4 separate regions of the Mus musculus genome follow, and regions 1, 2 and 4 are each linked to region 3. A link is a loop called in an ENCODE intact Hi-C map of the cell type or tissue named here. Cell type or tissue: gastrocnemius. All regions are shown on one strand.

Evidence for each region. Peaks named below come from ENCODE experiments on the same cell type or tissue, not always from the same donor. Only the 100,000 strongest peaks of a DNase experiment are listed, where the experiment ranks them.
Region 1: a loop joins it to region 3, with 2.5 times the contacts of the local background. A loop is called at or near these places in 7 of 42 quality-filtered maps.
Region 2: it touches region 3 in a loop (11-fold over the local background); 17 of 42 quality-filtered maps call a loop at or near these places.
Region 4: it touches region 3 in a loop (3.0-fold over the local background); 3 of 42 quality-filtered maps call a loop at or near these places.

The regions. Positions count from the first base shown.
Region 1 is chr1:86,964,919-86,972,918 of GRCm38, reverse strand. All of the region lies in intron 11 of Dis3l2 (DIS3 like 3'-5' exoribonuclease 2), which reads right to left. Among named protein-coding and RNA genes, the nearest start is that of Gm41909, 41 kb to the right of the region's middle. In gastrocnemius, CTCF peaks have their summits at 34 (motif pointing left) and 4,440 (motif pointing right); a DNase peak (open chromatin) is centred at 4,468; H3K27ac peaks cover 402 bases.
Region 2 is chr1:86,614,356-86,622,355 of GRCm38, reverse strand. No RefSeq gene overlaps it. Among named protein-coding and RNA genes, the nearest start is that of Gm41908, 8.7 kb to the left of the region's middle. In gastrocnemius, CTCF peaks have their summits at 3,713 (motif pointing left) and 7,915 (motif pointing left); a DNase peak (open chromatin) is centred at 3,703.
Region 3 is chr1:87,036,525-87,044,524 of GRCm38, reverse strand. Dis3l2 (DIS3 like 3'-5' exoribonuclease 2) reads right to left here. Exons shown (of 21, transcript NM_153530.2): 15 at 325-508. Among named protein-coding and RNA genes, the nearest start is that of Gm28375, 27 kb to the left of the region's middle. In gastrocnemius, CTCF peaks have their summits at 3,219 and 7,494; DNase peaks (open chromatin) are centred at 2,270 and 3,225; H3K27ac peaks cover 1,532 bases.
Region 4 is chr1:86,752,679-86,760,678 of GRCm38, reverse strand. Dis3l2 (DIS3 like 3'-5' exoribonuclease 2) reads right to left here. Exons shown (of 21, transcript NM_153530.2): 4 at 6,399-6,452; 5 at 290-391. Among named protein-coding and RNA genes, the nearest start is that of Dis3l2, 53 kb to the right of the region's middle. In gastrocnemius, no CTCF peak of the experiment used is centred here; no DNase peak of the experiment used is centred here; H3K4me3 peaks cover 429 bases; H3K27ac peaks cover 3,947 bases.

The DNA.
Region 1 (8,000 bases), 72 kb after region 3:
ACATAGTGGCTCACCCCAATTCGAGGGGATCTGATGCCCTCTTCTGGTCCCTATGGGTACCAGACATACACAAAGTGTATATATAAGATAAAAATAAATATTTAAAGAATATGGGGGAGGTTTGGTGATATAACTGTTCTGATTGAATAATATTCTTAAGAACTCAATGTCTAAATATAAAATCTTATCAGGGCAAAATAACCAGTTTTTAATTTAGTAATTGAATATACAATAAATTACAAAATTATGTTGGAGTATAAACAGAAAAATACAATATAACTATTACAATTGAAGTTCATAAATTCAGATTTATAGATGAATATTGGCCAACCAATCACCCATTTTTCAGGATTTTCAAAAAATGCACTATTTATTTGTGTGTGTGTGCAGCATGGCACACATGTGGGGTCAGGGAAGTGTAGGGGAATTAGTTTTCTCTACTATGTAGGTACTAGAGGTTGAACCCAGACCACCAGGCTTGACAGCAAGCACATTAGCCACAGAGCCATTTTGCCAGCCCCATTTTTGAAGCTTTTAAAGCCTGAATTATTTATCTCACTTATCATTTTAATCTCATAATAATAAACTGATCTTGCTGGTTATGGTGGCACACACTAATACTAGCACTCAGAAGGCAGAAGTAGAAGCAGACAGATAGATCTCTGTGGGTTTGAGGCCAGCCTGGTCTACATAGAGAGTTCCAGGTCAGCTAAGGTTATACAAACAATCAAATAAACAATAAAAAATATAATTATACAACCTGTTTTTAAAAACAAAATAGTTTGTATTTAAGATACTTCAAATTATAAGAAATAGCTGTCACTGAATATTATTTATAATACCAGAAAAAAATTAGTATCTCTCCTTGTTTTCCCCACCAAGATACTTTGCCTTCTCTCCCTCCTGCCTTCAAATCTATTCCTTCTCCCATATTTTTCTTGATTATAATATTACCACCTACACTCTTTCCCAAATTGAAATAGCATTATAAACCATTTCTTTCCTATACTTACTGTGGCCTAACTTGACATATACTGTTGAACCCTGTACTGGGTTCAATTTACTGGGAAGGGAGGGCTGTTACACTGAATTTATGTAAATTTAGTAAATTTCTTTATTAGTAAAATCAAAACCAATCCCCATGGTTTCTCTCACTTTGTGAAGTTTCTGTAATGTGCTGTTTCCATAGAAAGCATGTGCTTGATGTAGAAGAAGAAATTGAAGATGCATGGCTGGTATTGGTAACAGAAATTAATAGGTGTTTGGCAGTATTCTAGAAGTTTTACACCCAGTGATTACTTGAAAACTTTGGTAACAGCTTCTATATGAAAGTGTTATTGAAGTTTTCTCTTTTTCTTCTTTTCTTTTTTCAATTTTTTATTAGGTATTTTCTTCATTTACATTTCTAATGCTATCCAGAAAGTCCCCTATACCCTCCCCTCACCCTGCTCCCCTGCCTACCCACTCCCCCTTCTTGGCCCTGGTGTTCCCCTGTACTGGGGCATATAAAGTTTGCAAGACCAAGGGGCCTCTCTTCCCAATGATGGCCAACTAGGCCATCTTCTGCTACATATGCAGCTGGAGACACGAGCTCTGGGGGTACTGGTTAGTTCATATTGTTGTTCCACCTATAGGGTGTTTTCTCTTGTCTGTTTCTTTTTTTTTTTTTTTTTTAATACCGTCAGCTCAAAGGACGCAAACACTTTGATATTTTGGTTTTTGTTTGTTTGCTTTGAGACAGGGTCTTGTGTTGCTTAGGCTTGCCTCAAAGGATGGCTTTGCTGAAGATGACTCTGCACTTGTGATTCCCCACCTCCTGAGTGCTGGGATTACAGGTGTGCACAACCATACCTGGTTTATGCTGCGCTGGGGGTTTAACCCAGGGCTTTGTGCATGCTAGGCCAGCTGTAGCCTCAGCACCCCATTAGCTTTAGTAATAAGTTAAAATGTGTTCTAATATGTTACATTTTCTTGTATGTCCATTGTTTTATAAAGCATTGTAGCTGGGCGTGGTGGCGCACGCCTTTAATCCTAGCACTAGGGAGGCAGAGGCAGGTGGATTTCTGAGTTTGAGGCCAGCCTGGTCTACAGAGTGAGTTCTAGGACAGCCAGGGCTATACTGAGAAACTCTGTCTCGAAAAAACCAAAAAAACAAACAAACAAACAAAAACCCCCCAAAAAACAAACAAAACAAACAAAACAAAAAAACTGCGTCTTCATCTACACCAACACACTATAGAGTTTTTGTGTCATATACACTGTTTTGTGACAAAGTTACAAAGTTAAAATTTTTTATATAATTTCAGCCTTTTAACTATGCTGTGAACCGAATTGTACCTCCCCATTGATATACTGAAGCTGTAGTCTCCAGTTTAACAGTATTTGAAGACAGGGTTATTAAGTGATTACAAAGGTTAAATGAAGTCATAAGGGTGGGACCTAGTTACACAAAACTGATTTTAAGGATGAGAGGACAAAAAAACACACAGTCCCTCTCTCCATGGAGGTGCAGAGGTAAGGCCATATGAGGACACAGCCACATATGAGAGAGGTAGGTTTTCACCAGGAATCACACTGGCTAGCACCTGAAGCTGGGAACAACTATATAGGTCTGTTGGTGAAGTCACCCAGTCTGTGGTGCACTATCATTGAGGCTGAGCAAAACCCACACGTTTTCTGGGTTTCATTGCCAGATGACGACACCAGATGTTCTGTGGCAACTGGCTGCAACAATTAGTCCAGAGCTCAATATTTATTTTTGTTGTTGCTTTTAATTGGACAGTGTTCAAGGAAGTATCATACTTTCAGTTATAAGACTTTTAGTCACAACATGACTTTGGTCATCATGCTTTAGTGTTTGTCAAAAGAAAGTCATTGTATCTTGGGCCTAGACTGGACCCCGAGACAGAAAACACTGATGGAAAAAACAGGTGAAGTCCAAATAAAGGTGGAAATGCAGTTAATAGCAGTGTCCCAAAGGCATCTCTTAAGTTATGCATTTATAAACTATGTTATACATAATATAATTTTATGTTTTTTATACATAGTAATCTTGATCTATTTTCATAAACAAGAAAGGGCTAAAATTTTATGTATAGAATGAAAAGGGGGGTAGAGCTCAGGTCTTAAGATCATCAAGCAGCTGAGGGCAGTACAGAGGAGGTAGCAGCAGGTGGAAATCAGAAAGGCTTTGGACAGCGACCTCGAGTCAGACTCTGAGCCCAGCACTTCTTGATAACCCAACATGCTAGAACGATTCTGAACATGGGTTTTATTCAAAGCGAAATTGCTCTGAAATGCGCATTAACAATCAGCTGAAGGTGTCCAAGCCCTGTGCCACTTGGCTCAGCCCGCATTCAGCCCTGTGCAGGGCACACACAGCTCGAGCCCATGGGCCCACCCGCTGCGAGCCCTTCACCTGCCTGCCTGCTCGCTGCTCCAGCTTCTGCACATGGTGTTCCCATTTTCTGGAACACCTTTCTGGACACCTTGCTTCAGGCAAACTTTGGCTATCTTTCTACACTCAGATCCTTGCCATTTCCATGCTTCTCCAGACTCCCCCAGGCAGAGAATGTACTGTTCTATAACTTCCCCTGATCTTTCACAGAGGCTGTGGGACAGTCCCAAAGAATTAGCTACTTACTCCACCCTCCGAGCTCTTCTACAGCACTTGGAAAGGTCCTGACCACCCTGTATCCTGATCCCTTGTTAGGTGCCCCCAGGATATGGAACCCCCAAGAACAAAGGCAAGTCAGTCTGGCTTTGTCCTTCTATCTACTCCACACAGCAGGCAGGCACTATTAGTGCACAGATGGATGGCTTTTGGTATAAGATAAATATCCTGCTGTTTTCTATGTGCTCTCTCTCTCTCTCTCTCTCTCTCTCTCTCTCTCTCTCTCTCTCCCTGTCTGTCTGTCTGTCTGTCTGTCTGTCTGTCACACACATTCGTGCAATAACAAAACAAAAACAAACAAATAAAAAAACCAAATCCCAACAGTTTATGAAATCCTTGCTGACAGATATTCTATAGTAGCATCTTTCTCAAAAAAATGCCCATAGCAATTAGTACTTTCAGTAGAAAGGAAAGATTTTCTTGGCAACCCTCTGGAAAAAAAAAATCCACTAGTATACCCTGTAGCTGTCCTGGTTATCAAAACTGTTTTGCTCCTCCCACTGGTCAGATGCCAAAGACCTCAAGTTTCATGAAGAAGCTGTGGCAGCAGAAATGCATTTAATTTTTAAGGGACAGTCCTTTTAATACACTTTCTACTAGATTCTGGGTAAGGAATCAGATGGAATTCAGAGGAAACAGTGCATGTTCATCCAGTTTTGTAAATAGGTGGTTAGGCCTCTGCCTTTCAAAGGAGAAGAAATTAAGAGGTTACGATCACATTTGTGGTTTGGCACATCACAGCCTCTCATAAATCCACTGGTCCTCCAGGGGTCACTGTGCATGCGTTCCTGTTCAACCCGGAGTGCAGCAGGCTTTCCTGTGGCAGAGGACTGGCAAGGTGGGGCTATTCTCTTTAAAGCCACTTTTTCAAAACTCTACCCAGGCAGATGAGGAGGAAGAAAGATGCCCTGCCTGACTCCATGCAGCACATTGGCCGTGTGAGGCTCGTCACACTCTCTGGAGAGATTCTGGGCCGGACTGAGGTGCAGAGTACCAAGATAACCAGGAAGGATCTCTGTGTAGAGAAAGTCCTGCTGCCGAAAGCATAGGGCCAGTGCCTATGCTTCCGTGGGGCTTGGTAGTTTTCTCTTGGCCCTGCCTGTATCCCTCCCTGTTTATTATGGACTTTCACCACAGTTCCCCAGCTGCCCAACTCCACTGTCCTAACTGCAAGTCATGTAACCAATCTCACAGTGTGCCTTCTTTGTTCTTGGGACCCTACTGGCTAAACACTGAAGGTGGCAGGAAAACATGCTGGGCTATATAGGGATGCATCAACAAACAGTCTCAGCTCCTGCCATGCCTTGATAGCATCTTCCCCCAGGCTTCACACGCATTACTTCTCTCCTCCAATTCTTCTACCTTCTCATTCTTTCTCAGCAGAAAACTCAACTCTTGTACACAGAGAAGGTAGACTTAAGCCTTTTCTAGCACTCTCCATCAACTACTCTCTTGAGCCATTTTCCCTAGCTTTTCAGGGATGCCCTGGTCCTGTTATCTCATGGCAAGTGTCTCCTGCCTTCAGCCTGGAGCTCTAGCTAGTGATCTCCCTGCTCATCTGGTTCGATTCCCCAAGTGCAAAGGTGGAGCTTCCCTTAACTCCAGACTATATTCCTCTGCCAGTCACACTCCAGTTGCTCCACTTGAAGCTTCTCAGAATGGTTTATACTTCTCAGCTTTCATTTTTTTCTCTTAATTATCAAAGTTACACACTCCTTGTAAAATTCCTTGTAGGAATTTTAGATTCTATAAACCAAGACTTGAAAGCACAAACACCATGGGATCCCGGTTCTTAGAATGTTAGCATGATGGCATGAAATCCATGCGTTTCATTTGTGTACATATGACCATATGGAAAGTAATATATATTATATAATCTATAACCACATGTTGTTTTTAAAATACAGAACCAGTGAACACTCAAGACTGGCCTTTCCTGTACTCCCTTCTTGGTTGGCCCTTACCTTCTGTCCTCTGTTCTTCTTCCTGCCTCCTTCTCCTTGGTTTCTGTCCTCTGCATTCTGAGCCCTGCCTCTTCTTGGAATCTAGACTCTTCTGTTCTGATACCTGAATCTGAACATCATGAATTCTTTAAACACAGCATGAGAATAGAGAGCCTGGTGTTTTCTTCCCTTTGTGTGTTTCCACCCTCCCTGTACTGATGTTTCTATAAGAACAGTACCTTATCCTCCATCAAATGAACAAATAAGCAACAAAACTTCCCCAAATCACTTAAGAAACAAGACACTGCCATTTCTACTTCCCCATCCCCTCTCACCTCCTGAACTATTGGTTACCTTGTGACAGCAACAGTCCTGGCCTATAACACCCAATCTGCCTGTGCTTAAGGTCTGGCATTCTAAACCTCGATCAAGTGATTTTCTTTGTCTCCATTTACAGTGTTCAAATGTGGACACTGGTTTTCCCTTTTTGGATATAGTCTATAGTTTCCTATACCAGTGGCAAAGCTCTTCATGGAATCATTGTTGGTAGAACTTCTGTTATAATTTAGAGATGATTTGAATGTTCTCTCATCAAGGGTTTGTGTAATCAGAGACTGTTTCTCAGTAGAGCAGTGTTGACAGATAGTAGGAACTTTGACAGGTGAGGCTAATACTGGCTCCTCCTTTCATCCTAGCCGTCTGACATGCCATATGATGTTTTCTTTTTATACAGTCATTGCCATACTATCTGCCTTGAAGAGATGAAAAGGGCCCTCACTAGAGGTGGCCTTATGTCATTTGGACTTCCAGTCTTCAAAGTTCAGCATGCACCTTTAATCTTATCCTTGTGTGATAGAGGAAAGGAGATCAAGGGTTCAAGGCCACCCTCAGCTACATGAAGAGTTTAAGGTCAGCCTGGGCTACATGAAGAGTTTAAAGTCGGCCTGGGCTACATGACATTTCGTCTCAAAACTAAAACAAACAACAATAGCAGCAACAACATAAAAGCAAACCAAATCAACCAATCAAACAACTATCAAACAAAGAGTCAAGATACAAAATTGAACTTAATAAACCTCATACCTAGCTTTAGATATTTCATGAAAATAATGGAAAACCAGGAAAATAAAGTTTGCCTCAGTAATTTTTATTTTTTAAAATATGGACGCTCTTCAACTTTGCATATAAGCCTTTCTCAAGGGCAGTATTAATCCTAATTTTAATATGCATCCTAATTTTAATATGTGTGTTGCTGAGGCGAATAACACCTTCCTTTACTCCAGACTTCAGTATATTCTTTGCTTTTAGAGTTTGTGTGTGTGTGTGCGCCTGCATGATGTATGTGGTTATCTATAGCTGTGTGTACCTGAACACGAGCAGAGACCAGAAGGTATCAGATCCTCCAGAGCATGAGTTACAGGTGTTTTGTAAGGACATCTGGCTACTGGGATATCGTTGAGGTTTGGTCATGATTATGCAGCAAGTGCTCCTAATGACTGAGCTGTCTCTCTTCCCGTGCATCTTCTTTCGTATCTGGTGATAACCTGCAATCCTATTTATATCAGGTCCTATTGCCTTTCCCTTTCCCAGGATTCCATGTGCTGGGTGAGCTGGATTTTGGTCTCCTATTGATGAATAGGTCCCAGATACTTTTGGTTGGGCCAGGAAGTGTTCACTAAAGACTAGATCTATAGGTTTGATATGATGACAGAGGTGGGGAGATCCTGAGCTATACAATAACACCTCAAGTCTATGACAACAAAAACAAAACATAGAAAGAGCAGGGTTAGGTCCCCACAATCAGTGGCCAAGAGTCACATGCACTAAAAGCTAACTACTAGGGAGAATCTGCCCTCTGTATTTATCTCAACGTAGGCAGCAGCAGTACCTGGAGAAACAGCTTCTCCATTTCCCCACCCCTTGCTTCTCTTTCCTTTTTGCTCTGTGATAGGCATTGCTGACATTGGAGGTGACTGTCCAGCATGATTCTGTAGCATTGATAAATACTTTAGTCTATGAACAAGTGTCTCTGCCTATGTCGGGGCATTTACTCAAAGTTTCAAGGGGCAGTGATGTGGAACAGACCCTGATACTGATATGCTAGCCCTGACTCTGGCTGAATTTTCCTTTATCCAGAGCACTCAAGAGAGTTTCTACTTAGAAGGAAGGCCACTCAACTGTTGCAAAACTGAGCATAACCTATTACCTTGAAGGATGCCCATGCTGCTTAGTCTGCCACTTTAAGCCTCTTTCCAACTTCATACCCCAGCAAGGTCACACTACATCTGTTCCTCAAACAGTGTTTCTAAAGCCTTTATTTTCTCTCTCTTTGTGTGTGTGTGTGTGTGTGTGTGTGTGTGTGTAAGTGTGCGTGAACATGCATA
Region 2 (8,000 bases), 420 kb after region 3:
GTCCTTGCCCCATTCCAGTCTCCTCCGACAACCTGTTTATGGACTGTTTTACCAAATTCTGGTCAGTCGCAGAAAAAGCAATTCACAGTCTATGAGGCCAGGGCTTCCCCAGTTCCTCTGGCAGCAGCGTTGATGTGCTGATCTCAGGTCCATGTAATACTGGTCTTACAGTGAAAAAGCATGGGGTCAAGGGGGGTTCCAGGTGAGTTTTTCAAAAAATCTGGGAGACCCCATAACACTAGGTTGAAGTCCTTGCAAAATCTCCTGAGGAGGCTATGAATGAAGCTCTGAGGTAATGTCAAAGATGAAATGGAGTCTGCAGCATGTTTGAAGATGCCAGGAATATGCAATTGAGTCACAAAGTGGCCCAAGAGAGAGCCATGTCGGTTATAAATGGCTGCCTATACTACCTGTTGGAGCTGGCCATGACATGTGAACCTAGACATGGAGGAAAAGAAGTCAGTACTGGCTCTCTGGGTCTCAACCACACTCTGGGAGATTTCCATGCTTACCACCCTGTGCTGCTGTAGCTTGGGAATACATGCTTTTTATTTTACAGGGGTTTACAGTGAAGAGTCTGCCTTTACCCTCAGAAGAAACTTAGGATTTGGACAAGGTTAAGACTGGGCAAGGTTGGGACCCATTAAGGTTGGGCCTCTTGAAATATACCAAATGTGTTTGCAGTATGGGATGTTCATGAGTTTGTGGGGGAAGGCAAAGTAGAAAGTTACGGCTTGAATAGATAATGTCCCCATAGGCTTGTGTCTTGAATGCTTGGTCCCCAGATGGTAGAGCCATTGGAGAGGTTCTGAAAATTTTAGAAAGTGCACATAATCGGAAGCAGCGCCAGTAGGACATCTTTGACGGTGATGAACTGAACAAGCTCCAGTCCCTTTGCTCTGCTTGTCTGCCACGAGCAAACAGACTCTTCTTCCACACGATGATCTGCCTCACCACAGGCTCAGAATCAAATGAGCTGAGGAGGAGCTGCAAGCCCTGAAACTAAACAAAACTGATCCCCTCAGTTGTTCTCTCTGGTTATTCTTGTCACCACTGTGAGGAACACAGTGATGACATCACCTTACACCACTATCACACTGAGTGTCTTAGAACCCAGAAGCAGAAGTCTTCCATATGTCTTCTTATTCCCAAGATTGTTTTAGCTGTATTAGGCTCTTTGGTTTTCCAAATGATCTTCATGGTCAGCCTGTCAATGTCTGCATAGAAGACGATCAGAATTCTGGCAGGATTTGTACTGAATCAATAGTTTAGGAATTACCATTATTTTAATAACATTAAACTGTCCCATCAGTGATCAATAGACACCTTTCTACTCATTCAAATCTTTAAAATTTGGCAATATTCTATATATATATATATATATATTATGATTTATAATTCTGTCCCATTTCTTTTTCAAATATTTTTCTTCTTATTTATATTTTAGGTATATGGGTATCTTGCCAGCATATGTTCATGTATCTTACGCATGCAGTATCCATGGAAGCCAAAAGAGGGCATCAGATTCCCCCTGGGACTGGAGTTAGAGGTTATTGTGAGCCACCATTTAGGTGCTGGGAATGAAACTTGGGTCTTCTGGAAAAACAGCCAATGCTTTTCATTGCTGAGCCAACTCTCCAGCCCTTCAGTTTTATTTCTAAGCAATGTGATATTTTATTTTTGAGATGGGGGTCTCATTATGTAGACTAGGCTGAAACTCAAGAATTTTGCTGGTCTCTGCTTCCCAAATGCTGGGATAAAAGACATGTACCACCATACCTAACTCTAAGGACTATAATTTTGTTGTTATATTTCTTAATTTAAGTTTAAATTAAATTAAATTTTAAATTTAAATTCATTTAAATATGTGTAAAATGCAAGTGTATTGAATGTGATCTTATGACAGTTTGAATTTTTTGTTAATACTATAGTATGTCACGGTAGAGTGTTTTGTTTTGTTTTGTTTGACACTACATGGAAACAGGAGAAGGATTATAAAGTTAGAAAAGTGTCCCCAACCATCTACTTCTAAAATTGAACAAAACTGATTTTATATTTTTAAAAATGAGGAATATAAATTCATATCTCATTCTAAATGTCTATAAGATAAAGATCACGGTATCATTTTTTTTTTCAAATCAAGAACAAGAAGGCTGGGGTGTGGCTCAGTGGCGAGCACCTATCTAGCAGGTGCCAGGCTATAGGCTCCATGCCAGTACTACCAAAAATCAGGCTGGGGATATTGCTCAGTGATAGGCCAGTTGCCTAGCATGCATGAGACCTGAGATTCATATTCTAACACTGTAAAAACAAACCATTACCTGACAGACATATAGTTCTAGGCCTTGGGAAGTAGAGAGGCAGGAGGATCAGGAGTCGAAGGTTATCTTTAACTTCATAATAAGTTTGAGACCGACCAGCCTGAGCTAATATGAGAACTTATGTCAAAAAAGGGGGTGTGTGGCTGAGGGCTGAGGGCATATATAGTTCCCTTTAGCCTGTAATCACAGGGCTGAGGGGCACAGGGAAGAGGATCCAAGAGGCTTGTTAGACGCCCAACCTAGCCAACCAGTGAGCTCCAGGTTCAGTGAGAGATCATGTCCCCAAGAAATAAGCTATGGGACGATTGAGGAGGCTCAGTAGGTAAGAGCTCTTACAGCCAAGCCCAACAGCCTGAGTTTGAGACCTGGAATCTACACGATGGCGGGAGAGAATGGATTTCTGCAGGTCATCCTCTGATCTCCACAAGTGCCCCATGGCATGCACACACACACACACACACACACACACACACACACAAATTTCAATAATAATAAATATGTTGTAGAAGCAAATGATAAAGACACCTGAGATCAACCTCTGGCCTCCACACACACACATATGTACATGCACCCACACACATGAGCACAAACACACAAATGTAGGTATGGAGTGTATGCTTGTAATCCCAAGGCAGCTGAGGATAGGTTTCCTGAGGAACACTAGAGGTTGTCGTCTGGTCTCCATATGCACCTCCACACACATGCAGACACAGACACATGGGGAGACTATTACACATTTCTCAGGATCCATTCAGGAGAGAGAAATCACAAAGCAACATGAAAGGGGAAACTTATTGCAATGAATTGCTCACCCTAACGGACTGAAGTGATAGGGAATGGCTAGAAAGAGAAGACCTCTGAAAATTACAGGAAGAGCAGCAGGTAAATGGAGACACCTCTGCATCTGTGGCTGAGACCGAGCCTAAGAAACAGTCTCCGTGCTCCAGGATTAAGACCGACACCTTGAAGCAGACTCAGACCACCACTCATTAGATGGTGAAGTTGGCTGGAGGTTTGCTAAAAGCAGCTCTTCACGTGACATGAGAGGCTAGCTGGCTACCAGGCACAGCCAAAGGGGCATACTGCAGGAACTCTACTTCTATAGCCGCAACTCTCAACCTGAGTGTCGCAACCCATTTGAAGGTTGAACAACCTTTTCACAGGGGTCACCTAAGACCATCAGAAAACACATTTTAAATCGATATTTACATTACGATTCATAACCAAAGCAAAAATACAGTTATGAAATAGCAGTGAAAATAATTTTATGGTTGGGAGTCACCACAACATGAAGAATCGTATTAAAGGGTTGAGGCATTAGGAAGGTTGAAAACCACTGTTATAGAGCAAATCTGTCCATTTCCATGTTCCTACAGCGCCCTCTACTGACACCTGAATATCAGGCCTGCAGGCAAATGACTAGGTCTTGACTGAACAACATACTTGGAGCTATACTGAATATAGTAATGCCTGAGAAAATGACCCAAAATGAGAACATCAAGATATGTTTTAAGAAATTTACTGTGTAGCACTGGGTGAAAATTCTTGAGGAATCAAGAGGAGAAATAGCAAGTATCTTCAAAGTGGATGAGCTCTGGTCTTGAGCAGCGTTGCTTTGCAGCATTAGAAATCAGTGAAGCATGCCTAGGGAGTGTAGTCACTGCTCTGTGTTTTAGATAAACAACGTGACCAAAAGCAAGCTGGGAGAGAAAGGATTTAGGTGGCTTACACTTCAGGTAAGGGAAGTCAGCACAGGAACTCAGAGGAACCGAGGCATGATCCACGGTGTAACATGGCGTACAGGCTTGCTCTCTGGATCACGCTCTTACAGAGCCCAGGACCACCTGCCCAGGGATGGCACTGGCCACAGCAGGCTGGGCCCTCCCACAGATATCACTAGTTCTCCACCGACATGGCCAAGGGACAGTCTGATCTGTGCAGGCATGGTGCCACATGCCTTTAACCCCAGCACTCAGGAGGCAAAGGCAGGTAGACTACACAATCTAGTCTACACAGTGAGTTCCAGGTTGTTCAAAATGACACAATTAAACTGTTTCAAACAATAAATTAATTAATTAAACTAAGACTAATCAATATGGGGAGTTAAATATAAATCAAATAATTGATACCTAGGAAAATGAACTTTCATACAAAGTGCTAACTGTGTCTCAGGACTCAGAATACTGTTTCTGTGAACTCTTCCTGAAGAATGTGTTACAGACAAGCCTCAGCCTCAGCCAAAACCATAGTGACATTAAGTGTTAGAGAACAGTAAACACGCAGGGACCTGCCAAAGAGCGAGGCTTCAAAGGTAAGAACGGGCCAGGAGGGCTGCAACAGGGAACTGCTCTGATGGAGCAGCAGTAGGACTGGTACTCTGTCACCTGAATGTAAATGCACTGTCATTACTACCCTGTGTCTTCAAGAGCAGGATTCTTGACAGAAGAAAAGAAATAGAGATGTAATGTTTAAAGGATTAAAGTAAATGATAGTGTTATTCAGATACGGTGATGCATGCCTCTAATCCCAGCATACAGGAAGCTAAGAAAGATCACCAACCACAGTGTGAGGCTAGCCTAGGCTACAGAGTAAGACTGTCTCAAAAAAAATCCATAATACTAAAATTTGAACTGAAAAATTACAGTGTGAACTCATGAGATGTCTATTACTGTATGTCTGCTTTTTCTTTATTTTAAAATCTTATGTGTATGATGTGTATGCTTATGGAAACGTAGACGTGCATGTAGCATGATACATGTGTGTGCAGAAGTAAGAGACAACCTAGAGTGTGGGCCTCTCATACCCTAGGCTAACTAGTGAGCTTCCTGGGATTCTCCAGTCTCTGCATCCATCTCACCATAGGGGCACTGGGGTGGCAGACATGGCTCTACCTGGGTCCCTGAAATCCAAATTCAGTTCATCATGCTTGCATGCCAGACACATCCACTGGGCCGTATCCCAAGCCTGCAAGTCTGAACAAACAATTCTAAAGGAGCCTAGGATATCTGGGCCTGTATGGCAGGACAGAGCCATCATACCCAACTGGGTCCATGTCCAAATAACTCAGGAGAGAACCCAAAAAACTCCCAGTGGCCCAGCTAGGACAATTTAAGCTTTAACCATAGTAACAATTATAATACATATAAATCCACTAAATAATTTAAATGTATTATACAATTAATTATAACTGTTATTCTAATACAGAAAATGTATGTAGTGAACCAGTTTGCTGTTTTTAAATTGTCCATGGCAAGATGGTTCAGTGGATAAGAGCACTGACTGCTCTTCTGAGGGATCCTAAGTTCAAATCCTAGCAACCACGTGGTGGCTCACAACCACCCGTAATGAGATCTGATGTCCTCTTCTGGTGTGTCTAAAAGACAGCTACAGTGTACTTACATATAATAATAAATAAATCTTTGGGCCTGAGCGAGCGGGGCTGACCGGAATAAGTGGGTTTGACCGGAGCAAGCAGAGGTCCTAGAATTCAATTCCCAACAACCACATGAAGGCTCACAACCATCTGCACAGCTACAGTGTCCTCACAGGACGTGGTTACCCTGCTCCTGCAACACTGCACAAACTCACAGCAGAAGGAAAGGAATATCTACAGATACGGAATTCCAGCAAACTAATGAAAAAGAAACGACAAGACTCAGATGTCATCACTGGCAGTGGCAGCTGAGGTTCCTTCCATTATTTGTAGAAGATCCATGCGGCCTTACTAATGCAACCTAATGCGACGACCATCTGGTCAACACTCTTGGTCTGTTTTCCTGAGGCCCACTGACTCAATGACAAAATCAAGGTGCAATCGAATCTGCAGCATGGAACAATGGAAACCTACTGAGCACCACGTTGCTGCTCTCAACGCTGTGGTGGGCACCAAGGACACCACGAGCACAAGGATAGGCAGCTGGACATCGTGGGTCCCCATGAAGGAAGACACCATCTCCTATAGTCTAATAGAGCTTCTCCATCCGCTGACACTGCGTAGCAAATGCAGACTATAGAGGAGCGGCAGACAACTCAAGAGGGGCAGCCAGCAAATTCCAGTGCAGATAAGTTCTGCAATAGACACGGAAAAAGAAGAACCTGGGCTTTAAAGATGAGGGCTGGAGAGATGGCTAAGAGGTTGAGAACACTAACTGCTCTTCCAAAGGTCCTGAGTTCAATTCCCAGCAATCACATGGTGGCTCACAATCTTCTGTAATGAGATCTGGTGCCCTCTTCTGGTATGCAGGCATATACACAGGTAGAACACTGTGCACATAATAAATAAATAAATAAATAAATAAATAAATAAATAAGGCAGAACATGGCTACCATGGCTAGGAGGTATATTTGGGTGACAAAGCTATGAAGTAGGTATGCTGGCTGGTCTTACATCAACTTGACTCATAAACAAGAGTCCTCTGGCTCTTACTCTCTTGCCTCTTTCCTCTCTGCTGCTTCTTTCCCCCTTGCTCCCCCTCTCTCCACGTGGCCATGGCCGACCTCTACTCCTCTACTCTCTTCTCCTCTCTGCCTTTCTCTGCCTCTACTACTCTCTTAACTCCCCTCCCCATGCCCTAAATAAACTCAATTCTATACCGAAAAAAAAAAAAGAGAAAGTCCTCTGAAGGAGCAAACAACTGAGAAGATGGTTCCAGAAGCTGTAGGACATGCTATTAATTGATGGAGGAGGTCACTGCCCATTGTGGGTGGTCCCATCCCTGGCTGAAGATCCTGGATTCTGTAAGAAAGCAGGCTGAGCAAGGCAGAGGAAGCTAGCCAATAAGCAGGAGGATCTTTGCATCATCTCCTGTCTCCACGTTCCTGCCTTGTTTGAGTTCCTGTCCTAGTTTCCTGCAGCAATGAACAGTGCTACGGAAGTGTAAGCTGAAGAAAAACTCTTTCTTCCCCAAGTTTCTTTGGTTGTGAAGTCTTATCACCGACTAAGACAGCAAGAAGTCACTTAGTACTTAGAAGTACTTGGTATCACCACAGCCCAGCAGGTCATCAGGCCTGTCATGGTACACTAAGTAGTACCAGCAAGTCCCTTGCCAGGAGCTCTGGCCAGGCTGGTAGAGAGCAGATGGGTAAATGGACGTGTGTGAGGAGTCACTCACATCTAGATGAGATAAAAACACAGTCACACACAATGCTCTGCCATCAGTCTGGGGCCATGAGAAGTGATTTCCAGCAAAGGGATCTTGGATACCTCTGTGGATTCATTTCTCTCTCCAGCATGTAGTCTTGGCCTTTCCTTTTTTTTACTCTGTGCGGTCGGGGGGGGGGGAACGACACACATGCACCACTGTGTGCATATGGAGATCAGAGGACACTGTGAGAATTGGTTCTCTCCTTCTATCCTGTGGGTCTCAGGATAGAATTTAGGCTGTCTGAATTGGTAGCAAGTGTTTTGACCTGCTGAGCCACCTCACTGGTCTGTTGACCTTTCAGAGTCATCTCTGTGGGCCTAGCCACATCACAGACTCCTATTTAGAGACATTCTGGATTTCTAAACCCAGGCTCAAGATTTGCCCAGAATACACTGTTAAGCATCCAATTCTAGCCCATGGCATTATGGTATACTTCTGACCTCTGCTGGTCATTTGTAGTACTTAAGATAGTGTTTTTAAAATAACCCTAATGGCAAAATGAGTAAGAGAACAAGTCAACAAGAAAGGCAATGAT
Region 3 (8,000 bases):
AAGCTTACCTCTGAGAAGGGAACATGTGAAGTGCTTCCCTCTAAGAAAGATTCCTTGCTTCCTGTTACCCTGGCTCAGCAAGGACCAGTCCAGTCCTTGCTAGAGGCCATGCAAGTGGCTACACCTTGAATAGTCTCCCTTGGTACAGACCTGATAATAGAGCCTACCCCTAGTGGATGCCATCTTCTCCACCGCAGGGGAGACTGACCTGGCTACATAGGGAGTGGCTACATGGAGGCAGACAAGTCACCACCAGCCCAACTTCTAGGCTTTAATCTCTTTTCTCCAAGCAGGTCTTCCCATTACCTGCCCACTAGCACTCACATTTAGGGCCCCTGCAGAGCTGACATCCATGGGCAGCCCCATCTGGTCACAGAACTCCACCAGGTCACTGAGCATCTTCGTCTGTGGTGGGGGATGCCGGCGCAGCAGGGCCTGCTCAGGGAAGGTGCGGAAGATCTTGTGGGCCACCGCCATGTTGGCCAGGAGCATGAACTCCTCTACAAGCCTGTGGAGGATAGACAGTAACTAGAGGGATCCTGGAGACAGGTGCTACTGCCCCTGTCCCAAGGCCTTGGCTCAGCTGATTCTCTAATACCTTAGTTCTCAGTGTAAGAACCTTTCTGTGACCTGATCAAACTAGTTCTTCTGCTCTTTCTCTTTCATCTCCATGCTCAGATTTCCTAGAGTCAACCTGTCAATAATGACTTTCTCTTTTGGTCTGAATGTGTATGTGGTCTCCTGTCTCATTTCTCACTAAATGGGGATGCTCTCAGGTCATGCCTGGTCCAGAGATGATACACAGTAATGATCTCTGGTAAGAAGACCTGCTGGGCTTCCTCTGGGGCTCACTTGTAAGAAGAGCTATCATTCTATTTTCCTTCACTTCAGTGTAATTAGAATTACTATAAGTAACTAAGTACATGGGGATAAAGCTCTAAATAGGAAGATGAAAATATGTCAAGGCCCTAGTGAGAAGAGGTGGGGACTGATGGAAGATGGAGGAAGTGTGTCAAGGGTAGGAAGCCAGGCACAGCAGGAGACAGAGTCAACCAGCCCTGAAGTTAGTTACCTGTATTTCAATCCTGGGCAGGCAGGTTCTCCCCTGACCCTTGGGGCTCCCTTGGTGAATAAGTGGATTGAACATGAAGTCTTTCAGGTGTGTACATCCTGATACTACTATAGTCAGCATGTCCTGTGTGGAAAAAGCTTGCTCCCTGGGAAGGCAAAAGCCATTAGAGACCTTGTTCAGCTTCGAGGAGACACCCCAAGCTGCATGTTGAGCCTTAGTCTTCTTCTCCCACTGAGGCAGCTCTGAGAGTCTGCCAGTGTCTGAGGAAACCTGGGATAAATCCCTCTACTGGAGGCTGAGTAGTGTTGCTTGGTCAGATCTGTCATCTAGACAAGTTCTTAGAAGGAAAATCAGACATATAGGAGAATGTTCCTTCTCCAGACTGGACCTGCTGTGAAGACGCTTGCCTCTGCTCTGTCTAGGTGCCTATTTGCAGAGCTTTCTCTACAAGGGGCTCATGAAGCCCACTAGGTGGGGTCTGGACACACCTGGCTCCTGTCATGGGGACCTGTGCACACCCGATCCTGTCATTGGGGCCTGGGCAAGCCTAGCTCCAGTCATGGGGGCCTCTGCACACTTGGCTTCTGTCATGGACTCACTAGACTCAGCTCAAGAAGAAAAGCCTTTGTGTTACCCACTAGTTTGTAGGCAGAGCTTTTTAGGCTGACACCCTTATCTCAGTCCCCAATCCCTTCTTGTGCTTATCAGTACTGACAATCACCATCACTGACCACCAAGCCTCTGAGACAGTTTGAATGCTGGTTCTACCACACTCTTGTTGTGGAACCCCTGGTGAATCTCCTGTTCTTCCTTCCCAAAGTAAGACAATGCTAATGTCTGATCACAGGGCTGGTGCAAAGGCAGAGGGAACATGTGTTCTGGGCCAGATACCAAGCAGGAATATCAACTGTCCAAGACACAGTGGTGCTTTCCTTTCTTCACATACACCACACAAATGACTAACACATCTGATAATCCTTCACCTTGTCACAACCTCCACAGTGCTGGGATGCTGTCTGTCCCTGCTCAGACTGTTAAATAAATGCTCTGACACTGCTATGGGAAGTCAGGACTGTTTCCAGACCTGTTCTCTTTGTGCAGTCTCAGAATCCTGTTGACCAGAGTACACAGTCTCTTGTAATCCCAAGGCTGAACTAGGACTGCAGTTTGTAAATGAAGCCGGCAGGTGGCAGTAGGGCCCCACAGCAGGACTGTGAGGATAAGGCTGTTAGGCAGGCAGGAGCAGGGTGGGCTAATGGCTCAGGACAGGGACCCTTCTCCATGCTCCAAGCTATAAGTCAGAGACTTTGATGGGATGATCCAGAGTCCTGGTCCACAGGAACTCTTCTGCTTTGTTCCACATGAGTTCATGGTGGGAGAAGAGAGATGGGGTGAAGGAGGGGCCACTATGGGAAACAGGCATGAGAAGACTCCAGGCAAGCAGCTTCTCCAGTGACCATGACCTGACAATTTATCCTCCATGGACATCTGCACAGCCCTGTAAGCTGCCCAAGACCTTGAGAAAAGAAGAGCATGTCTAACTCTGATCACAATCTGGCATGACTCTGGTTGCATAGGCTGGCCTTGTTCAGGCACCTTGGTGCCTGTGATTCCTATTTCCATTAGTAGCCCTTGTCCATCTGTCCATTCTGCACCCCCTGTCCATCTGCCCTTCGCTTCCTCTCTCCCTCTGAGTTAAGACATCAGCCTAGGAATTCTTCACAACAGTCTGTCAAGAGCAAAGCATTAACTTAAATCCTGTCACCAACCAAGAGGATGCACGGAACAAAGTTCCCACTTCTGGGTGCGGATAAGGCTCGTTAGTGTCCTAGGGTGGTTTGAGGAAATGATCTTAAAATCCTCTCATCCTGCAAGTGGAAGGGGAAGGAGCAAGCATGTGCACATCACAAAGGACCCAGCGATACTCTGGCCCAGGAGCTCCCAGACTCCCAGGAGGCCCAGGATCTAGAAGATCTAGAACTGACAGGCTGAGACATGGCCAAACCAGCAGCAGCCAGAGCTCCACTGAACTTAAGATTCCCTGTGGGGCCAATCACCCATGGAGGGGTGCACAGATCTCTCCTCTCACCTGGGGCTAGCCAAGGCCCCTCTTGCTGGCACCTGTCTACCCTTGTGCAGTTCTCACAGTGATCAGCAGGGGGCCACCAGACTCTTCTGTTCCAGTCCTGGGACGTGGCAAAAGCCACTTAGAACCCAAGAACTTTCTGGGAAGAATAGCTCGAGAGTTTACAAATTGTGGCCCAAAGTCCAGGGGTCCCTGGAGTGCCAGTTGCTGTTTCGTTAGCTAAAGCTGCCTTTTGGGCTGAGGGTTCTGTGCAAACCGGTTGGCTGTGGGGTCTCTGGCAAGCGAGCTTATCAATCTGAGCTTTCCTCTCTTGTGGGGAAAGGGGCAAACTTCACATAAAGTTTGCAGCCAAACTCAAATGATGCCTTGTGCTATCCCAGGGCAAATGAACCAGGCTGGAGCACATTAGGGTATGGAACTGGGAAAGTGGCTGAGGGTTGTCTGGGTTGCCATGGCCTAGACTCTCCTTCTGGTCTGGGCACCTGCCTTCAGTCTTAGGGCACCTCCTCCCCAGGCGACAGCATCGCATAGGCATGAGATCACTCAGCCCTGCTGGGGATGGGGAGCTAGCTGAATCCCAGCAACTGCCTGACAACTGCTCTAAATAGGGGCTCAAGAATGGCTGACAGCCAGGATCACCTTCCAGAACAGCAAGCCAAGCCCTCAGAGATGGGGCCTCAGTCCCAGGTCTGGCATCTGCTGAGCATCTGGAGGCCTGAGCCACTGGGGCCCCACAACTCTGGAGGTCTTGGGTAGGACTCTTCTGTGACAGGAGGCTGTCAGCCAGGACATCACGGTGAAAGCTCTGCAGCCCTCTCTCAAGCAGTCCCTACCTGCTGTCTGGGCCTGCAAGGCCTGGGGAAAGAGGGGGAAGGTTTGCTGTTTCTCATCCCAGGGACCAGCTGAGCCAGGGTTTCATGTCCTGGCAAGCCATAATCAACCTATATATAAGTGCACACCAGAGATGCACATTCCATGTCATAAGAAAGGAAGCTTCCGCCCAGAACGGTACTGATACCACTTAAAGGGAAAGGTTCAGATACAAATTTACACTGCTGTCAATTTATTACTATTATAGGCATTCTTTACCTTAGGAAGTGAGTATGCTCAACACAACTTATGCTGCTGGACACTGCACCTACCATCCGAGGACCCAGACTGGGCCATGTTTATTTACTTGTGTCCAAATGTGGTTATTATTTGCTATTTACCTAATTTTTTGAGATTGTGTCTTTCTCTATGTAGGGTCTTTCAGTCTACATAACCTCAGCATCCTGACAGGTCAGACAGTGGTTAGGTGAGAAGCCTCTGAGGAAGGCAGGCATGCCAACCAAGTGAAAATCAGCGACCAAGTTCCTGGCCATAAATAAGTACCACTCAGACTACAGTGTGTCTACCCTAGCCTAGCTAGACCTCCTCTTGTCTGGGCACCTGTCCTGTTATTGCTTTTTTTCTTTCCTTTCCTCTCCTCTTCTCTCCTCTTCTTCTCTTTCTCTTCTTCTCCTTTTCTCTTCTCTTCTCTTCCCTTCCCTTCCCCTCCCCTCCCCTCCCTTCCCCTCCCCTCCTTCCCTTTCCATTTCTTCCTTTCTTCCTTTCTTCCTTTCTTCCTTTCCTTTCCTTTCCTTTCCTTTCCTTTCCTTTCCTTTCCTTTCCTTTCCTTTCCTTTCCTTTCCTTTCCTTTCCTTTCCTTTCCTTTCCTTTTTTCTTTTCTTTCTTCCTCTTTTTAAAGAGCAACAGGGTATGCAAGAGTTGCTCAAATGGTCCAGTTCTAGGATCTGGAGTAGATTTCCAGAAGCATCTCTTGCTTTCCTTCCTGTCATCACTGTTGTCCAGGTCGTCATCTCCTGCTACTGTGTTGCCTTCACACAAAACAGGGTCATGTCCCTTCCAGCAGGAACCACTGTTTAAGACTAGCAGTTCCTCTACCTGGCTAAACAATATGGTATGTTTTATGTATGTTTGGACTGCATCACTCTTCTTCCCTGCTCCATCCTACTTTGGCTCTACTGAAGTCCTGAGGCCCTTTTGGCTTCTGTCCTTTCATATACTGTTCTCACAGCCCAGAGTACTAGGGCTGCTCCTCGCTCATGTCCTTTCTTTGGCTATCACTCAGTTTGGAAGATAGCATGAGGAACTCTCTCTTAGCATCCTCTTGGTCCCCATCATAGCATCTGGCCTTCATGACTGTGATGGCCTCTCTCGGTCCTAGGTTGTATCTCGTCTCCATCCCTAGTGGTATATGTGCTAGTCCCAGAGTGGATGTTCAACAACCTGCACAGAGTGAAGGACTCCTGGGAGCAATGGCATCAGGCTCCAGTTCAGGAGGTAGGACTGTTGGGTCCCTCTATCACTATTGTCCTTTCTGTTTAGTTCTCAGGTGTTTCTAACTTCCTAATACTCACTGCCAGGCATGCTGATAATTTGGGGTCACCAAGTCTCCTGATCTTTTCTCTACAGGCCCTAACCAATCTACTGAGTACTACTTCCTTATCTCCTGAGTACTACTTCCTTATCTACTGAGTACTACTTCCTTCATACACAGCAGCAGAGTTATTTACACTAGCAATGGCTGGTAGGCCTCAGCTTTCAGAGCTAGCTTTGAATCCCTTTGTTGGATTTCTTACTCATCTTTTCTAGCTGTGGCCTCACTCCACCCTGGGTATCACTTCTCCTATGGCCCTACAATGTTCTTATCTTTCTGGGTGGCAGGAGCTTAATGTGCAAATAGGGAAGTGATCTGCTCCAAGTCCTATATCCCTACGCATCAGTCTGTGCTCTTGGGGCCAGTGGCCTCAGAGGCAATCAGAATGCCTAAATACTTCCTAAGACGCCCACAGGTATATCCATCCACAGGGAGGTACACTCACAAGCAGGATTCATTTCAAGGGATGTCAAGGAACCAGAAATGAAACACAAAGCTCGAGGTGGAAAGGCAAGGAATTGAGGGTACAGGCTTGGACCCCACTCAGGAGCTGGAAGGCTACTGAGCAAGAAAGATGTTTCAAATAAGTATGTGGGAATAGTTGGGGCTGGGGGACAGAGTAGGACCGGATGAGGGATGAGACAATTAAGGGAGGGCTTGAGCGAGCCAGGTGACGAAGGCGTGTGCACTGGCCCCCAGGAGGCCAGAACAGAGAAGGTAGAGGTGGTAGAATAAGGCAGAGGGACATGGAGGAGCTGTAGCAGGCTGCCCTGTGAGAAGTGCTGCAGAGGCAGAGGAAAGGGTAAGAAAAGGCCCCTGAGGCTGGCAAGTTGAGGCAAACCACCAGGGTGGTAGGGCTGGGGAATCTGGTTTAGAAAAACAGGGAAGGGGTGATAGGTCAAGTGCAGGCAATGCTCCATTGAGTTTTGGTGAGTCAGTGACAGAAGGAAGGAGCCAGGGCCTTATGACTAGTTTTAGACAAGTCGAAGGTATTCTAGGAGGCAAGGGCTCATGCCCTGAGAGAGCCCGCAGGAAGCCATCCAGCAGGCCCAGAGGAGGGGAAGGGAAGAGTCACTGGCTTATGTCTCATTGTAGAGCAGGTTAAGGAAGGGCCTTGTAGGTAGGTCTGCAACCTCTGTCCTGACCATGCTACCTATAGGAAGGCTGGTTCATAGCAGTCAATGCTGACACCATGCTGCAGCTGTCAAGAAGAGAGGACCCTTGCTCAGTCTATAGCTAGTCAGGGACAAAGAAGCTAGATGCTTCATTCTCTGGGCTCCTCATCTAGCATGATGCCACAGGGCTGATGGGTAACCCCAGAGCACCGTCCCTGGAACTGTCAAGCCCACTGGGCAGTGGAGAGAAGAGAAAGTACTATACCCACTAGGAACAGCTACCTCGCTGTGGCTCAAGGACAGGAACAGGTCCCAGGTGGCTGCTGTTTCTGCCCCTAGAACTCAGTTTCTGGACAACAGTGAGATGCTGGCACTAACTTTGGGTCTTGCCTCAGGTGGGGAGGTGGTGCTGAGGGCAGGCCCTGTCCAGACTCATGCTCCTCAGACTTTGCCTTCATATTTTCTACTCCTCTGTACCTGGTCTCTCAATACTGCCTGGCAAGGGAGGTGAGGTCTGTAGGATGTTCTACCCTCAGATCCATTTTACCTGCTAACCCAGAAGAGAAATTCATCTTGGGATGGGAAGTCAGTGGTCTGATCAGCCCTTTCATACCCTGAATACTTGCAAAGTGGCTTCTGAAGTTGATCTGGAGCTGAGCTGCTGAGATTGAAGCCTACTGGGCCAGAGGTGAGCATCTGCCTGGCTGTTGCTGAAACCTGAAACTCCATCCATCTTCAAAGACCAAAACCAAGTGTGAGACAGAAGAGCCTCTCTGCCCTTGGCCACTAGGGCACTTGTTAACTTTGTGGGAATCTCATGCTAATGGAATTAGGCCACTCACAGAGATTGTTCAATTAGTTCTTGGTGAAAACTGCTAACATGGAAATTTGATAAGAATTGCTCCCAGCTAGTTTCAAATTCATTTCTTCGGCAAACCAAATTTCCCCCACATGGGTACATCCTCACTGTTGGCTTAAGGAGCCCTTGGGCTCCCCAGTAGCTGTGAAGGCAGCTGCTGGGCTCTCACAGGAGTTGTGTGCTAGAGCATGACTCTCCTCTATAGCTGGGCAGCCCAAGGTGGGAAGACAGCAGCCACCCTCACAGGAGACCTGCTGCTCTCTCAGCAGCCCCAAATTGAGTGTAGTGTGGTGGAAAACTGCAAGGGAATGGGGCGTGATGGGAAGTCAGTGGTCTGATCAGTACTAAATTGAGGGATGCTGGGGGTGGGGAACTGTAGAGATCTTGTTGCAGTTCCCTCTGAGGCCAGGCCAGGGTGGGGCTGGTGGCTAGGGAGCTGGAAAGTA
Region 4 (8,000 bases), 280 kb after region 3:
TTATTTCACACTTGACAAGACCCTACAAGCACTTTTCTTATCCAAAAAAGTATCAGAAATTAGTGCAAGGATCTGACAAGGTAGATTGACTAAAGTGTGTGTGTGTGTGGGGGGGGGGGGAACGACTTCAAATCCCCATTGAATAGCCTTATTCACAGGCAAAACTTATTTTTACCTTGGAGTCCAAGGGGCCCATAACACCAACACACACACATACAATGCCTAAGTACATTATGGAATGCACAATACCCTATGAAGAAAATAATTAGAAAAGGAAATTTAAACTCACCTTCCACTGATCCTCAGGAAGCAGTTTTACAACCACAAGGTCCCCATTTAAGGCTCTATTACGAGCAACAACTCCATCAATAAAAATGTCCCGATCACCATCCTAAATTGGAGGGAGAAATAAAGGAACAGTCAAGTTACCAAGGCCTGGAGCCAAAATTTATCTCCTTCAAAGTGTTCATACTCTAAATCTGTCTGCTAACTTAACAAGAATACTACTCTAGTAGCTAGCAAGACGGCTCAGTGGTTAAGAGCACTGACTGGTTTTCCGAAGGTCCTGAGTTCAAGTCCCAGCAACCACATGGTGGCTCACAACCATCCATAATGAGATCTGATGCCCTCTTCTGGTATGTCTAAAGACAGCTACAGAGTACTTACATATAATAATAAATAATATAAAAAAAAATTCAAACCTAAGAACAGACTAGCTGAGGCTAAAATCACCAAATACTTAAAGAGATCTACTAAAGGCTGACAAAAACAAAGAAAAGCACATAAAGAAAAAAACTAACACTGTAGACTGATTACTAAAATGAAAAAGATAATATTCTTATGTTATCCTTTTTAGCTTTAGAGTAGAAAAAGAAAAACCGCCGGGCGGTGGTGGTGCACGCCTTTAATCCCAGCACTCGGGAGGCAGAGGCAGGCCGATTTCTGAGTTTGAGGCCAGCCTGGTCTACAGAGTGAGTTCCAGGACAGCCAGGGCTATACAGAGAAACCCTGTCTCAAAAAAACAAAAACAAAAACAAAACAGAAAAAGAAAAACCTCCAAATAAAGCAGAGAGAGATGAAAGGAGCAAGAACTAAAATTAATTTAACAGATACATATGTAAACATTTACACTTATATGTAATTTTAAGTAAACATAAAAAATATATGATTCCCTAAGGAATCACATTTAAAACCTCAGTGCCAGAAAACAGGAAACCTTCTTTCAAGTTGTTGGTCAAGAGAGTCCAAAAGACTCTCAAAATAACATATGCTAGTGCTGTTGCCCTAAAATGCCTCCCAGAAATTGAAGGTCAATCCCTATTGCTGAAGATACCACATACTTCAGATACAGGAAAACTTAATCACTGGCGGAAGAGAGAGAATCAGACTTCCCCTCAATGAGCATCTTAGTTGGTTACCTAACAATCTAAACACATATAGAACACCACAGTGACTCAGCAGGTTACATTTATGCATTTATATATATAAACATATGAGTATATACATGCACATGTATACACATAAAAATATAAGGTTATGAGAAGTAGTGAGAAGACTCAGGAGGAATTGGAGGAATGAGAGGGAAAGGAAATAATTTAAATATAGTACTCCTACATGAAATTTTAAATGAAAATAGATTAAGATTCATGAAACATCTTTAAACCTCTATCTCCTGACGTCAGAGCATGGTAAGCTCTAGACCATGAACATGAAGCACTGACACCTTAGGCATGCTCAGTCTCACAGCCAGAAAGGCCCCGTGGTAAATGGGGTGGTGCCCAGCAAACTCACCGGGCATCTACTTCAAAATCTAATGCAAAAAATAGCTAGATAAAAACAAGTTTTGGGGGTCAGAGGCCAAGAGAAAAATGTCTCGACAAACATGTGCTCTTCTTTAGTCTTCCAAGTCATCGCGTTCCTTTTCAGAGAATAAAAGAGAAGTTAAATGTTGGCTTTCCTTACAGGAGCTAATAGCAAAAGTGTCTGGAAAGTCACTGATTTGTAATACAGACACTCTATACTGTTAATATTTAACATTCAAATAACTTGAGTACTATAAAATTTTAGTTAGTTAAAATGGGCATTCTAAATCTGCCAACTCCTCCCAGCTACAAACAAATTCAAGATATTTTAAAACAGATTTTCTATTCAATTTCCAGTCTAGTGATGACTGGCAGCTGTGGCCTACACTCTGCCAAATCTGACCCCACCCTCGTCCCTAAGGAACAGCTACCGTGTTAGCCATAAAGAAGTAAGGCAGTTTGACCCTGTGATGAGCTTCTCAGAGAAACAGAGATGACTGGTAAATAGAACGTGAACCACACGAGTGTGACACATCACCACCAACTGTTGCTTTCTGCAATGTATTTAAAGCACCCTGATCTTAGGAACCGCCCTCCAATGAAGAGAGCAGCTGCTCAGAGGTCATCCTAACCCATTCTCATGTATCAAAACATCAGCAATGCAAAGTCTCCTCAGCAAGCAGCTGTACTCCTCCTTTGGCAGCTCAGAAATAGAAAGATTCGATGACTAGACTTTAGCATTACTGTCTTAAAGAACCAAGAAGAGAGAATGAGTAGAATCTAAGACAACTCCTAGCTAATGTGTCACTACTCAATTCTTCAATTCACTCAGAAGCCTATTATCTACAGCCAAGTCTGTCATTTTAAAGATAATAAACTTAAGCCAGGTGATGACGGAACCTTTAATCCCTGTACTCTGGAGGCAAAGGCAGGTACACCTCTTGAGTTCTGAGAGGCCAGACTGGTCTACAAAGCAAGTTCCAGGACAACCAGGGCTTTGTAGAGAAATTTTGTCTTAGAAAGCAAAATAAAAGATCCTAAACTTAGGAACTGTTCAATATTATCCCTCTTAACTGGATTTTAAAGCTACACAATTCAACTCTTCACTTGGACACTGGAAGACTCACCTTATCCATTAGAAAGAATAGCATAGTTGAGGGTGAGGAAGGAGACAGGAAGTGGATGGTAAACATCCATAGAAAAATAAAAGGAGTGTGGACACATCTAACTTTAAAAAGAGAGAATGAAGGAAGATAATATAAGAATGTCATAATGCTCAGAGTATCCTCTATTGATGAGATAATAGATCCTTTTGGACCAGGAATAAATTCCACAGCTGGATAAAGCATGCCTCCCATGACAAGACACAAATTACAGAGCTTCATAGACCAATATAATCCAGAACAGAAAAAAATAACAAGCTGTCCATTCCTTTTCTTTAGCTCAACTAAAAAAAGATAAAAAAGATATTGTAATATTATCATTTATCTTACTTTACTTAAAAGTTATTTGTTTTAATTTTCACTTTGTATTTTATTTTTGCCAAGAATTCCAAGATACTAGCAGGTAGACATATGTAACACATTCCATACATTTAGAATCTACCATAAGGGAAAAAAATCTACTTACTACCAATAGAAATTATAATAATTCCAAATCAAGTTCCTTCGATACAAAATATTCTTTCATACGTGATGATGAGGACTTAGCCCACTGGACTAGGTGGATATTTTCAAATGGCAAATAGCACCCAGTAAACATTTTTAGAGTAAGAATAAACCTAATCTAACAGAGGGTATTTTATCAACTCTTCATATTAGACATGAGAAAATCTTTCTATCTCCTGTGCTCAGACCATAGGTTCTTTTCCTACGTGTTCCTGTCTTACAGGTAAGCATTCAAGCCCCAACACTGCACTTCCTAGTCTACCTGTAGGCATTTTGCAATTCAACACAAGTTTGGTCTTGATGCGGACATAAACTATACTTAGCCAGAAATTCATGCTACTGAATTCTATTAATTCTTTTCTACAATGCCTCTAAATATTGAAACTGACCAAAAGAGCCCCAAAACAAGAATACAGTACCATTCTAACATCCAAAATTAGAGTATATTCACCTACAATTGGGCCTTGATAAGCAGCCTTTACTGCCAGTCTTCCCAGGGGTGAATTTAGTATTAATAGTTTCTGGGAGAATGTGACTATTCCATTAGGTTCTAGATAAAACAACATATACATATTTTATAGAAAAACCATCCTAACACTGCATCCATCTAAAACTTTCTAAATAGAATATGACAGGTAAAAGTTTCAAATAGAAAAACAAATATAAACCTTGGAAACACAGATGTTTTGCTTTTTCCTTCCTAATGTTAACAGACCAGACTGAAGCATATAAACATAATATTTGTAAAGCAAAGAATATGAATTTAACTTGCAGGATCCTAACTAGACTCTGTACACCTCCTCATCTGACAAGAAATTCTAAGAGGTAAAAGAATGTGTTCCCCTGAAATCGGCCTAAGCACCGAGGTGGCACTCTGTACTTCATGCAAGTTAAGGAATGGTATTGCTAAGAAACATGGATATAGAACTCAGACCTGTAGGGTAAGATAGCCATATATGCATATGCATATGCTCAAGCCCTGGTTAGATGTAAAGGAACCAAGAGAAGACAAGAATCAAGCTTGAGAAAGAAAGGTGTTAGAACACAGGTTAACAGTCAGCCCAAAGCTCCACAGAATATGAATTCTATATGTAAACAAACATGGGTACAAAGAGGTATCTTTGTCATAAAATTTATTTTAATGTTATTTTTATTCATGTGTATGCAAAGGTGAATAACCATGCATGTAGGTATCCACCAAAGCAGAAGAGGGAATCCGATTCCTTGGAGCTAACGTTACAGTACTGTGAGACCCTGGTGTGGTGCTGGGATCCAAACTTTTATCCTCTGCAAGAGCAGCATGAGAGCTTGACTCCTGAGCCATCTCTCCAGCCCAATTCATAACCTCTTATATATTTGGAACTGTCCCTTAGTTCTAGGCTTCACATGTGTTAAGTGCTAACCTAACAGGGATTTAACTTCAAAGAACTCAAGACTCAACACTTAGGAAAAATAAAAAGCTATAGTAAAGTTTTCAAACGTCTACAGTCCCCTGTATCCTTGCAGCCAGCGAGGCAAACAGAGTAGATGAGAGGTCTGAACTCTGGTCAGTTCACAGATATCTCACGGGATGAATTAAGTGAGATTTTCATGCTTAAAAATCACTGTTTCTCATACACGAGCGAGGACTCCTTAATTAAACTTAGTTAAACTCCTCCAACTAGAAGGCTACAAAAAAAAAAAAAAGTCAACCTTTCTAATGTGAGAAATGTTGATTATATAGAACCTACTGAGATAGCTAATCTTGATTCTAAGATGGCACGTGGCACCTTCTTGAATGTGATCGTCATAGTATGAGCAAACTCTAGAATCTAACCACATGTAAACACACTCTACACACTCCACTGCTTAACAGAACTGTTCCCAAAGTAAAACCCCACCTCAAAGTTGTTACTTTACAAGTCAGAGTATAGATATGTTTCATCTAAGGAAGAGACTATGATTTAGAGGAAACAGTGTGAAAGCATCAAAGATGTTTTTTCCCTACTGTAACAGTAAGCCTTGAACTTGAAGTAAATGCAAGCACTTGATTTCTGATGGGAGAGAGAAAAAGAGAAAAGGAAACTGAGCAAAGCTTGAGAAAAGAGAATAAGGATACTGCAATAGTAGCAGCAGTAGTAACAATAACAGTAATAACAGAATCACCTATGAACAACACAGCAATGTTATTAAACTTGCCATGTAGCTAATGAAATATGTCATTCCTTTCTAAGCAGAAGTTCACCCCTATGTTTCTCTTCCACTGTTAAAAAAAAAAAAAAAAAAAAAAGTAGCTCTCCATGACAACATCCTGGGAAAGTTAGGCCAGGAACTCAAGACTATTGCTCTTCCAGCCTCAGGTACAACCCTCTGCACAGACCTGCCGCTAACTACTTACCAGTGCAGGACTACTTTAACCAGAGAGAAGCTCTTAAGACAAGTCATGAATACAAGAAACAGCCTAAAAACAAAAACTAAAGCGCCTTGACCAAAGGCCGATCACCTGCACAAAAGTGAAGTGAGAAACCAACAGAAAAGCATTACACATTATTTTTGGACAAATGTTCAGATTAGCTCATGCAGTAGATCGAAAGTAGATAGCATATTTGTTTAGGAAAGATTAACTTAAATCAGTGGAAAAACCTATAAATCCTTTTAAGCTATAAACCAAGAGTATCCAATTACATGGGCTGGCCGGTAGTCTGTGAAAGTCCAGCTGCTTTCTGCAGCCTCAGAACAAATGTCATCCCTCTCATTTGGCATTCAATTTTAAGACTGGCAGAAGGGGTAGTGAACAAATTTTATTTATTTAAATTTGAAACAAATCTTTGCCTATTCTCAATTTTGTTTTACTATTCTGCTTTTTAGTCAAAGTATATGATTTCAAGTTCAGAGTACATCTAAAATATTCAATATGACATTAAGTTTATTATAAAGTTAATAAACTTACCGGAGAAGGAATGAAGGCTTCATGAAACTTCTTTGGGTTGATTCTCAATACACCCTTTAAAACAAAACAAAATAACAATCTTTGAAAATTCTACTAGCTGGATATTTATTTTTCCTATGTATGTTATTCTCTGATTAAAAAGTTCTTAAACAATTTGATTCAGAAAACAAGTTAGATGTATGAGAATTAATTTAAGGCTGGTACAGGAAAAACTAGGTTCCAACACTGACAACTGAGACTACTGCCCTGCTCTGATGGGCACAGGAAATACCAGCCCTAGGCACAGAGCAGGACATGACAACTACTCACCTTCACCTTTAAACCTTGACTCTAACAAGGCTGTCTGGAGAGTATGCCTCCTTCATATTAGCAGCCTACTTGCTCCAGGTCAGTCCCATGACCTCTGCACAATGTCACGTCTCTGGGACCGTTTGTTTTCAAGCTGGGTTCTAACTGGATGCTTAGCCCCGAGGAGCTGGATGGACATGTTCTACTCTGACTCCTTTGCAGAACCGAATGAGTTAATAATTCAAAATGGTTCCTAACAACTCTTAATGCAAATGTCAACGCTAGCTCCCATAGCTAGGCCACCCAGTCTGCCTTCAACTTCGTATGACTCCAGCACCAAGTCAGGATCCACTTCTATTTATGTACAGGCGTGCAGGTAGGGGCAGTCCTTAACAGCCACTCAGTGCTGTGGGCCTTTTTCAGGCAGCCATAACCTCCCCCAGAGTCCAGCTGCACTCACGGGCCACTGGAACACGTGCAGGGAAGAAACTGTTTTCCTACCAACACAACTCAACGGATAATTTGAGAAAGTGTTTAAAGAACATTTCCCACTAAAAGGAATGACTCAAAGGCACAGAATTCACAAGATAGGTGAAGGTATAAGATTAAATGGAAAATAATTTCTTTCTTTCACAGGTGTTTAAATTACAAATTTCCATGCCATGATACACATCTTAACATACCAACTAGATTATCACAGATGATCACTCAGTCCTTAGCCATTTGTATTGATATTTGATACTGATTATGATCAAGCCCCAAACAGACCACATAGGGTACTGAATAATAACTAAGTTTAGTCCTTGAGAAAGAAAACGAATGGGATGCTGTGAGATTACAACTACAGCACTTTCAGCTAGCACAGTTCTAAGAAAAGATCAAAGGTGAAGGAGTAGAGGTGCAGCAGGTGAGGCATCCAGCACTTGCTTGACCCTATGTGGCCAGAACTCTGCTGGTTACGGAAAGGGGTCAGGAGATAGAGCTGACAAAGCTGCCCAGGCTTTCTTGGTTAAGAGTGCTGAAGCAAATTCACTTTCTAAAGCAACTGTTTCTTACTGAAGGAAAGGGGAAACACTTATAATTTTTTTCTAAATACTCATACATTCAACAAATATTTCCTGACCACTAGCTTGACAGTCACTATGTATGATGAGGAGGCTACAATAGGGAATAACAGACAGCCTTGAGGGGAAATGCTTCAGCAAATTTAAACAGTATTTTTAAGCATTTCATTTTCTGATTCCGGACAGCCTTTTCTTCTTTTTTTTTTTTTTTGGCTTCATAAATTGTCACTTTTATTTTTATATCAGAGAG